2 separate regions of the Homo sapiens genome follow, and region 2 is linked to region 1. A link is an interaction called in ENCODE POLR2A ChIA-PET data of the cell type or tissue named here. Cell type or tissue: A673. All regions are shown on one strand.

Region 1 (4,000 bases):
TTTGTTTGTTTTAGACAGAGTCTTGCACTGTTGCCCAGGCTGGAATGCAGTGGCACGATCTCAGCTCACTGCAGCCTTTGCCTCCTGGGTTCAAGCAATTCTCATGCCTCAGCCTCCCGAGTAGCTGGGAGTATAGGAGTGCGCCACCATGCCTGGCTAATTTTTTTGTATTTTTAGTAGAGATGGGTTTGCACCATGTTGTCCAGGCTGGTCTTGAACTCCTGACTTCAGGTGATCCACCTGCCTCGGCCTCCCAAAGTGCTGGGATGATAGGTATGAGCCATCATGCCCAGCCCAGCCCCTTGTTTTGATTGGATTTGAAAATTAGATTCCTGCAGGTTTGAGAACCCCAAAGTGGATTCTAAGCCAGTTTCATGATTGCCATTTGCTATGGTTTGAATGTTTTTGCCCTCTCCAAAATTCATGTTGAAACTTGATCCCCAGTGCAACTGTATTGGAAAGTGTGGCCTTTGGGAAGTGATTGAGTCATGAAGGCTCTGCCCTCATGGATGAGATTGGGTGACCTTATGAAAGGGCTTGACAGAGGGAGTTAGCCTTTTCTTGCCCTTCTATCTTTCACGGTGTGAGGACAGTGTTCCTCCATTCTGGAGGATGCAGCATTCAAGGCACCATCTTAGAAGCAGAGACCAGACTCTCACTAGTCTACCTGCTGGTGCCGTGATGTTGGACTTCCCATTCTCCAGAACTGTGAGAAATAAATTTCTGTTCTTTATAAATGACCCAGTCTCGGGTACTTTGTTATGGCACCACTAACAAAACAGACTGAGACACCATTTAAATAGTGTGGGGGGTATAGATACATAAAAAGTCACCCAGAAGTCCAGGGTGGGAACTAGGGCACTGCAAGCAAAATATTTAGGGTGCAAAACTTAAGGATGCACTTCCTGTCGGAGGCTGGCCATGCACTTGCACAATCCTGAGAGTGAGGACCTCCTTAAATGTCATGGATGGGGTGTCTTGATCCTCTCAGTCCTGGCTCTGCAAAAGCCATAGCGTTGTTGGATCTAAATCCTCATAAGGCAAGGTGAAGGCAAGAGAAAGAACCAAGAGTCAACTGAACATCCAAAAGGAATGGCACTGTGCCCTGTGGGGCACACAGATGCCATATCTGGCAGTCTCACAAGCACCTGCAATGGAAACAGCATCAATATCAGTTTATACCTGAGGACATCCAGGCTTATAGAGGTTAGGAAAGAAGAGGAAAGGAAAAAATAAAGAAAGGAAAGGAAAAAAGAAAGGAAAGGAAAGGGGAAAGGGAAGTGAAGGGAAGGGGAAAGGGAAGGAAAGGAAAGGAAGGGAAAAGGGAAGGGGAGGGAAAAGGGAAGGGGAGGGGAGGGGAGGCAAAGGGAAGGGAAGGGAGGGGGAGGGGAAGGGAGGGAAGGCAAAGGGGAGGGGAGGGGAAGGGAGGGAAGGCAAAGGGTAGGGGAGGGAAGGAAAGGGAAGGAAAGGGGGAGGGAGGGGAGGGGAGGAAAGTGGAGGGAATGGCAGGGAAGGAAAAGGGAATGGAAAGAAAGGGAAGGGAAGGAAAAGGGAAGGGAGGGGAGGGGAGGGGAGAGAAGGGAAGGAAAAGGGAAGGGAGGGGAGGGGAGGGGAGAGAAGGGAAGGAAAAGGGAAGGGAGGGGAGGGGAGGGGAGAGAAGGGAAGGGAAAGGAAGGGAGGGGGAAGGGAGGGGAGGGGAGGGAAGGGAAGGGAAGGGAGGTTCTTTTTTTTCCACCAAGTAGTAGCATTGATTCCACTTCATGAATGAGGTCAGTGGAACCCAGAGCCTTTATATGTTTCCCATATATTTAATAATTTATTATTTTTAAATCACTCCTTGACAAAAAAATACTTTAGATCACGTATTCACTTAGATGACTACATCCATCCTTCAAACATGACTGAGTAGGCATCCAGTCAGGCACAGCAAAGAGTCAGATTTCTTTCTGGAATCATAGAAGCCAGTGGGAGAAAAGATTAGCTGGTGGCATGAATGAGATGGAGTAAGTAAAGAAAGGAGCGTCTGCTGCATGATCAAGGGGAGCGGGAATTATGCCAGAAAGCTTAAGCTGAAGGTGATTGTCAAAACTTCACAGGATTTAGCCCTGAGCTTCCCTGGTAAATACAGTAGCTGCCATCAACCAATAAAAAGCATCCCCGCCTGTGACCTGTCGGATGAGAGATGATCTCCCCAGCACTAAACTGAAAGCACACTTTGGTGCTGAGAATCTTTACATAAGGGGCACCGACAGCAGCAGTGCCAAGGAGAATAACGTAGTAATGAGAATAGCTGCCGTTTATTGCATAGGCACTTTCAAATGCTAATGTAATGCTCTCAAGTATACCACAAAGCAAGTCTTATTCTAACCTTCATTTTTTTTTAGAGTGGGAAACTGAGACTCAGAGACAGCAAGCAGCTTGGCCACAATCCCAGTCATTAAATGCCCGGTCTGATTGAAAGCAGATTTTCCCAAAGTGGCCAGTATCCCTTGGCTGCTCCATTTACAAGACCAGTGCCGCCGGTCACAGGATGAAAATCACCTCTTACTACTGACAGGATATATTAAATAAGTGACACAGACATTCCAGTTAATTAACTATGTTGCCCCCTGCCCTTTCATTCCATAATCAACCCTGTTATCTGGGGCCAAGTTTCCTAGTGTCTCCTATTTTATTAAAGTCCTTGCTTCCTGTATCTACAGAATCTCTATAGAGCTCTAGAGAGGCCTCCAACAAGGGAGGGGATACGGACTAGGAAGAGACATCATATCTGGGTGCCATGAGCACCCAGATTGAGTGAGACCTGGGTGAAACTGTCAGGAGCAGAAGTTCTCAAAGTGTGGTCCCATAGCGGCAGCAGCACCTGGTACCTCATTAGATATGCAATCCTCTGACCCTGTAGAAGTGGGTAAAACTATCCCAGACCTATTGAATTAGAAACTTGAGTAGGCCAGCAATTTCAGGTTTAACCAGCCCTCCAAGTGACTCTGATACATGCCAAAGCTTGATTACCGCTGGTTTAAGTTAGTAGTTTTCAACTGTGGCTGCACATTGGCGTCACCTGGGAAGCTTTAAGAACTACCAATGCCCAGGTCTTACCCCCAAAAATTGACATTATTATTGTTATTATTATTTAGACAGGGTCTCGCTCTGTCACCCAGGCTGGAGTGCAGTGGTAGGATCATGCCTCATTGTAGCCTCGACCTCTCAGGCTCCTGTTCTGTAGATCCTCCCACCTTAGCCTCCTAAATAGCTGGAACTGAGAGGTGACAGCGTGCTGGCAGTCCTCAGAGCCCTCGCTTGCTTTCGGCACCTCCTCTGCCTGGGCTCTCACTTTGGCAGCATTTGAGGAGCCCTTCAGCCCACCACTGCACTGTGGGAGCCCCTTTCTGGGCTGGCCAAGGCTGGAGCCCACTCCCTCAGCTTGCTGGGAGGTGTGGAGGGAGAGGCGCGAGCGGGAACCGGGGCTGCATGCAGCGCTTGTGGGCCAGCTGGAGTTCCGGGTGGGCGTGGGCTTGGCGGGCCCCGCACTCGGAGCAGCCGGCCAGCCCTGCTGGCCCCGGGCAATGAGGGACTTAGCATCTGGGCCAGCGGCTGCGGAGGGTGTACTGGGTCCCCCAGCAGTACCGGCCCACCTGCGCTGTGCTCGATTTCTCGCCGGGCCTTAGCTGCCTTCCCGCGGGGCAGCCCTCGGGACTGAAGCCTGCCATGCCTGAGCCTTCCCCCGCCTCCGTGGGTTCCTGTGCAGCCCGAGCCTCCCCGACGAGCGCCGCCCCCTGCTCCATGGCGCCCAGTCCCATCGACCGCCCAGGGGCTGGGGAGTGTGGGTGTAGGGCACCGGGACTGGCAGGCAGCTCCACCTGCAGCCCCGGTGCGGGATCCACTGGGTGAAGCCACTTGGGCTCCTGAGTCTGGGGGGGCCTTGGAGAACCTTTATGTCTAGCTCAGGGATTGTAAATACACCAATCGGTACTCTGTATCTAGCTCAAGGTTTGTAAAC
Region 2 (4,000 bases), 110 kb after region 1:
TCTAGGAGGAGTAGCTGCTGCAGGATGAGGCAGGAGGCAGCTGACCCTTGTGTTCTGGGGAGGAGCGGGGAGTGTCAAGTCCATCATCTGTGGTTGGCTGGGACCCAGTTCCCCACTGGATCGATAACTATTGACTCTTCATGGGGAGGGAACAGACGCCCATCCAAGCAGCCTTTGAAAGGGCAGTAGTCAGTGGTCGAAGCCCCTTGGGGCATCATTTTCCCTTTGATTCATCTCCTAACTGGAGCTTAGCAAGCGCTGCCCTGGCCTCAATTTCACCCCCATCTGATTAAACGTGGCCTCCCTCGTGCCCCAACTCATCTCTGCCCTGGGCCTTCTCAGTAGCCAGCGTGGGACCCTGTTCCCTTCGCAGCCTGATCCCCAGGGGACACCGAGCTTGCTGGGGGGCTCTTCCTGCCTTGGCTGGACATTGCTCTGCTGGATTACAAAGCAGGTTGAAGATTTTCCTAATGCAGAGAGCAGGGGAATCTCAAAAGTTCTGAATGAAACTCAAATTGCTGAACTATTTTGCCTTAGACTTCTAGAGGAAGACAGATTTCAGGGTATCAACAAGAGATCATCATCGGTGTTTTGTTTTGTTTTTGTTTTGTTTGAGATGGAGTCTTGTTCTGTCATCCAGGCTGGAGTGCAGTAGCTCCATCTGGCTCACTGCAACCTCCACCTCTCAGCTTTAAGTGATTCTCCTGCCTCAGCCTCCTGAGTAGCTGGAACTACAGGCGTGTGCCCCCATGCCTGGCTAATTTTTGTATTTTTAGTAAAGACGGGTTTCACCATGTTGGGTAGGCTGGTATCGAACTCCTGACCTTGGGTAATTTGCCCTCCTCGGCCTTCCAAAATGTGGGATTACAGGCATGAGCCATCAGGCCCGGCCTCTCACTGTTTTTTACGCTGGAATCTCAAGGATCTTTCCCACACTAGGTGGCCTGCTGCTGGTCAGAGGGCAGCAGGCAGAGGAATGGACTGGCCTGATAAGCGTCCAGCTTGCTTTCCTCTATGGGGTAGAATCTACCCACCACACCCAAGAATCTGGGTCAGGCTGAAGGACGGCCCCCAGAGCCTCATCCCTGCTGGGGCCATGCATTTAAGAACTGGAACAAGCAGCTGGGCCACTTAATGGCTACAAGCCTGCATGCTGGTAGCAGACGTGCCAGTTCTATCCCTAATTGCTGCTGGCTTTGAGTAATCAGGTCATCCTCTCTGGACCTCAGGGTCCTCATCTGTAAAATGGGCTCAATCACAGCACCTCCTTCACAGAGTTGAGCAAGAGCCAATGAAGGCACAATGCTTAGAACAGCGCAGGTGACAAGCAGGCACTCAGTGGATGTTGCCTGAGGCTGTGATTCTTCTGAGAAAGTCCAGCAGTGGGCAGGCCTGTGGTTAAACCCAGCAAACCCCTTCCCTCATCCAAGGCCCCCAGACCTAGAATTGAGGATGATTCTTCAAGGAACTTGCCATAGACCAGGAGGGAAAGAAGCTGGCTGGGCAAATTAAGAGGATAAACAAAACTGACATGGGAATCCACTCCACAGAAGAAAAATGGTTTCTGAACACTTGAGAGATTCTTATGTACATTTCAATAATTAATTTGCTAACCAGGGGCCATCAAGAGCTATCCATTAAAGCAGATCCTCAGACCCTCCAGCAAGGCTTTATGAGTCACAAATCAGCCCCTCAGGCACCTAGAACTACTATACTGTAACTAAATTTCCTTTAAAATAGTATTAAAGATTGCAGAATGCCCCTAACAGGAGGGTAGGATGGGGAGGACCATGTGGCTAGATGCGAATTACTGTCAAGGTTCCAGTTTTCCTGTTGAATATGGATTCATGGGCACTTATTACATGGGAGGGAGGGTAGGGAAGGAAGAAAGGAAGGAAGGGAGGCAGACAGGAAGGCAGGAAGGCAGGAAGGCAGGCAGGAAGGAAGGAAGGAAGGGGCAAGTAGGCCAATGGTTAAGTGTTACGAACCAGCGATAATGAAGAATCCAATTCTGTGCACTGAGATCCATTAATTACACACACACACACACACACACATAAAACTTAAACTCAGATTTTTCATCAATTCAAATTGACCTTCCCTCTGAGTAATCTGAACTGCCTATTTTATTTTATTTTTATTTTTATTATTTTTTTGAGACAGAGTTTTACTCTTGTTGCCCAGGCTGGAGTGCAATGGCACTATCTCGGCTCACCACAACCACTACCTCCCGGGTTCAAGCGATTCTCTTGCCTCAGCCTCCTGAGTAGCTGGGATTACAGGCATGAGCCACCACACCCAGTTAATTTTGTATTTTTAGTAGAGACGGGGTTTCTCCATGTTGGTCAGGCTGGTCTGGAACTCCCAACCTCAGGTGATCCACCCGTCTTGGCCTCCCAAAGTGCTGGGATTACAGGCATGAGCCACTGCGCCCGGCCTGAACTGCCTATTTTATTAATAGATGGTGTTTTTTTTAATCACTCCTGTGTGATTGAATCTTGGGTATGTGTATCTTTCAGCTTTCAACAATAGGTAACACTTTTCTGGACACACACTTCAGCACAGCTGGAGTCACTGAATCATAAGTTCTCAGAGATTTTTCTGACTACCCTGGTGACTTTCAGATAATAAAACAGCCCTAAGAAACTAATGACTTGCTCAAACTTACTAACTAGAATGCCAGGCTGCTTTGGGGGAGGCTGGGGCTGATGGGGGCAATAGAGACACAGCAAGTGGTGACCTGTTCTGGAGGATGAGTTGACTTAGAAAGCAGCCCCCCAATACCCTCTATGTCCATGTTGCTAACACAGCCCCGTCTCTGTGGTGGTGCCATTTTATTTGGCCTCCTTGGGAATATTTTCCTAATGATTTCTTTCTCTTTCTCCCCTTGGGGGCCCTCTGGGACCCAGGGCTGCAGGATGACCCAAGAGCATGGTGGCTTCAGCGAGAGTTGCCTCCCTCTGCACGCTCTGGAGCTCAGGCAAAAATCTGTAATTAAGCATCTTGTCGTTAGAAAGATTAGTCAAAACCAGGCTGATCCCCGACAACTGATTGAAATCTCATTCCGCACAAATTACGGCATGGAAAATAATAATGGGTAATTAGTGCCTTTCAATCAGGGCTTTTTATCCATGATTTTCCAGGCTGCAGGCATCACAATGAGAAGAGAGAGGCTCTACCAAGGCAGGAAGAGACAATTGGAGGCAGAGTGGCTGCCCTGGGACAGCTGGGAGATCCCAGTTCACTGGCCAAGCCCAGCACACATGAGCTCAGGCTCACGGAGAGTGGCCACTGCTGGCTTTTTGAAACTTCAGCCCTCCCTTGGGTCCTCTCAGTCAAGTGTCCTTATGCAGGGCCCAATGGTACCTGGTAGCTCTCACTTTAGTCCACCTAGCCTTGGCCAGCTCTGGGCTCTGACCACCACAAAGGGGTGTGTTTGAGGGAAGGACATCGAAAATTCAGAATATGCCCCCAAACTCACCTCTAGTATCCTTCTTTTCAGTAGCTATTGGAGTTCTGACATCTGTAAATTTAGCTTAACTTTTCTTAAATCTGTTTTTATTTTCACTCTATATCAAGCAGTGATGTGGCATAAATATCCTACCTCATGGCTGGGTGCAGTGGCTCACACCTGTAATCCCAGCGCTTTGGGAGGCCAAGGTGGGCGGATCACCTGAGGTCGGGAGTTCGAGACCAGCCTGACCAACATGGAGAAACCCCGTCTCTACGAAAAATACAAAATTAGCCAGGCATGGTGGTGCATGCCTGTAATCCTGGCTACTCCAGAGGCTGAGGAAGGAGAATCACTTGAACCCAGGAGGCAGAGGTTGTGGTGAGCCAAGATTGCGCCATTGCACTCCAGCCTGGGCAACAGGATCAAAACTCCATCTCAAACATATATATAACCCAATTACTGTCATTGAACACACTCAGTAGCCTCCAGATGGCTTTAATCCTCATAGTAGCCATGGCGCTGGGCCAGAGAGCTTTGTGGTTAGAG

What was found. Peaks named below come from ENCODE experiments on the same cell type or tissue, not always from the same donor. Only the 100,000 strongest peaks of a DNase experiment are listed, where the experiment ranks them.
Region 2: POLR2A ChIA-PET joins it to region 1 with 5 read pairs; 2 of 35 experiments call an interaction of 5 or more read pairs at or near these places.

The regions. Positions count from the first base shown.
Region 1 is chr14:76,536,576-76,540,575 of GRCh38, reverse strand. No RefSeq gene overlaps it. Among named protein-coding and RNA genes, the nearest start is that of ESRRB, 160 kb to the right of the region's middle. In A673, no CTCF peak of the experiment used is centred here; a DNase peak (open chromatin) is centred at 2,325; H3K4me3 peaks cover 782 bases; H3K27ac peaks cover 1,485 bases.
Region 2 is chr14:76,427,907-76,431,906 of GRCh38, reverse strand. The region is part of intron 1 of ESRRB (estrogen related receptor beta); the gene reads right to left. Among named protein-coding and RNA genes, the nearest start is that of ESRRB, 54 kb to the right of the region's middle. In A673, no CTCF peak of the experiment used is centred here; a DNase peak (open chromatin) is centred at 1,836; H3K27ac peaks cover 1,666 bases.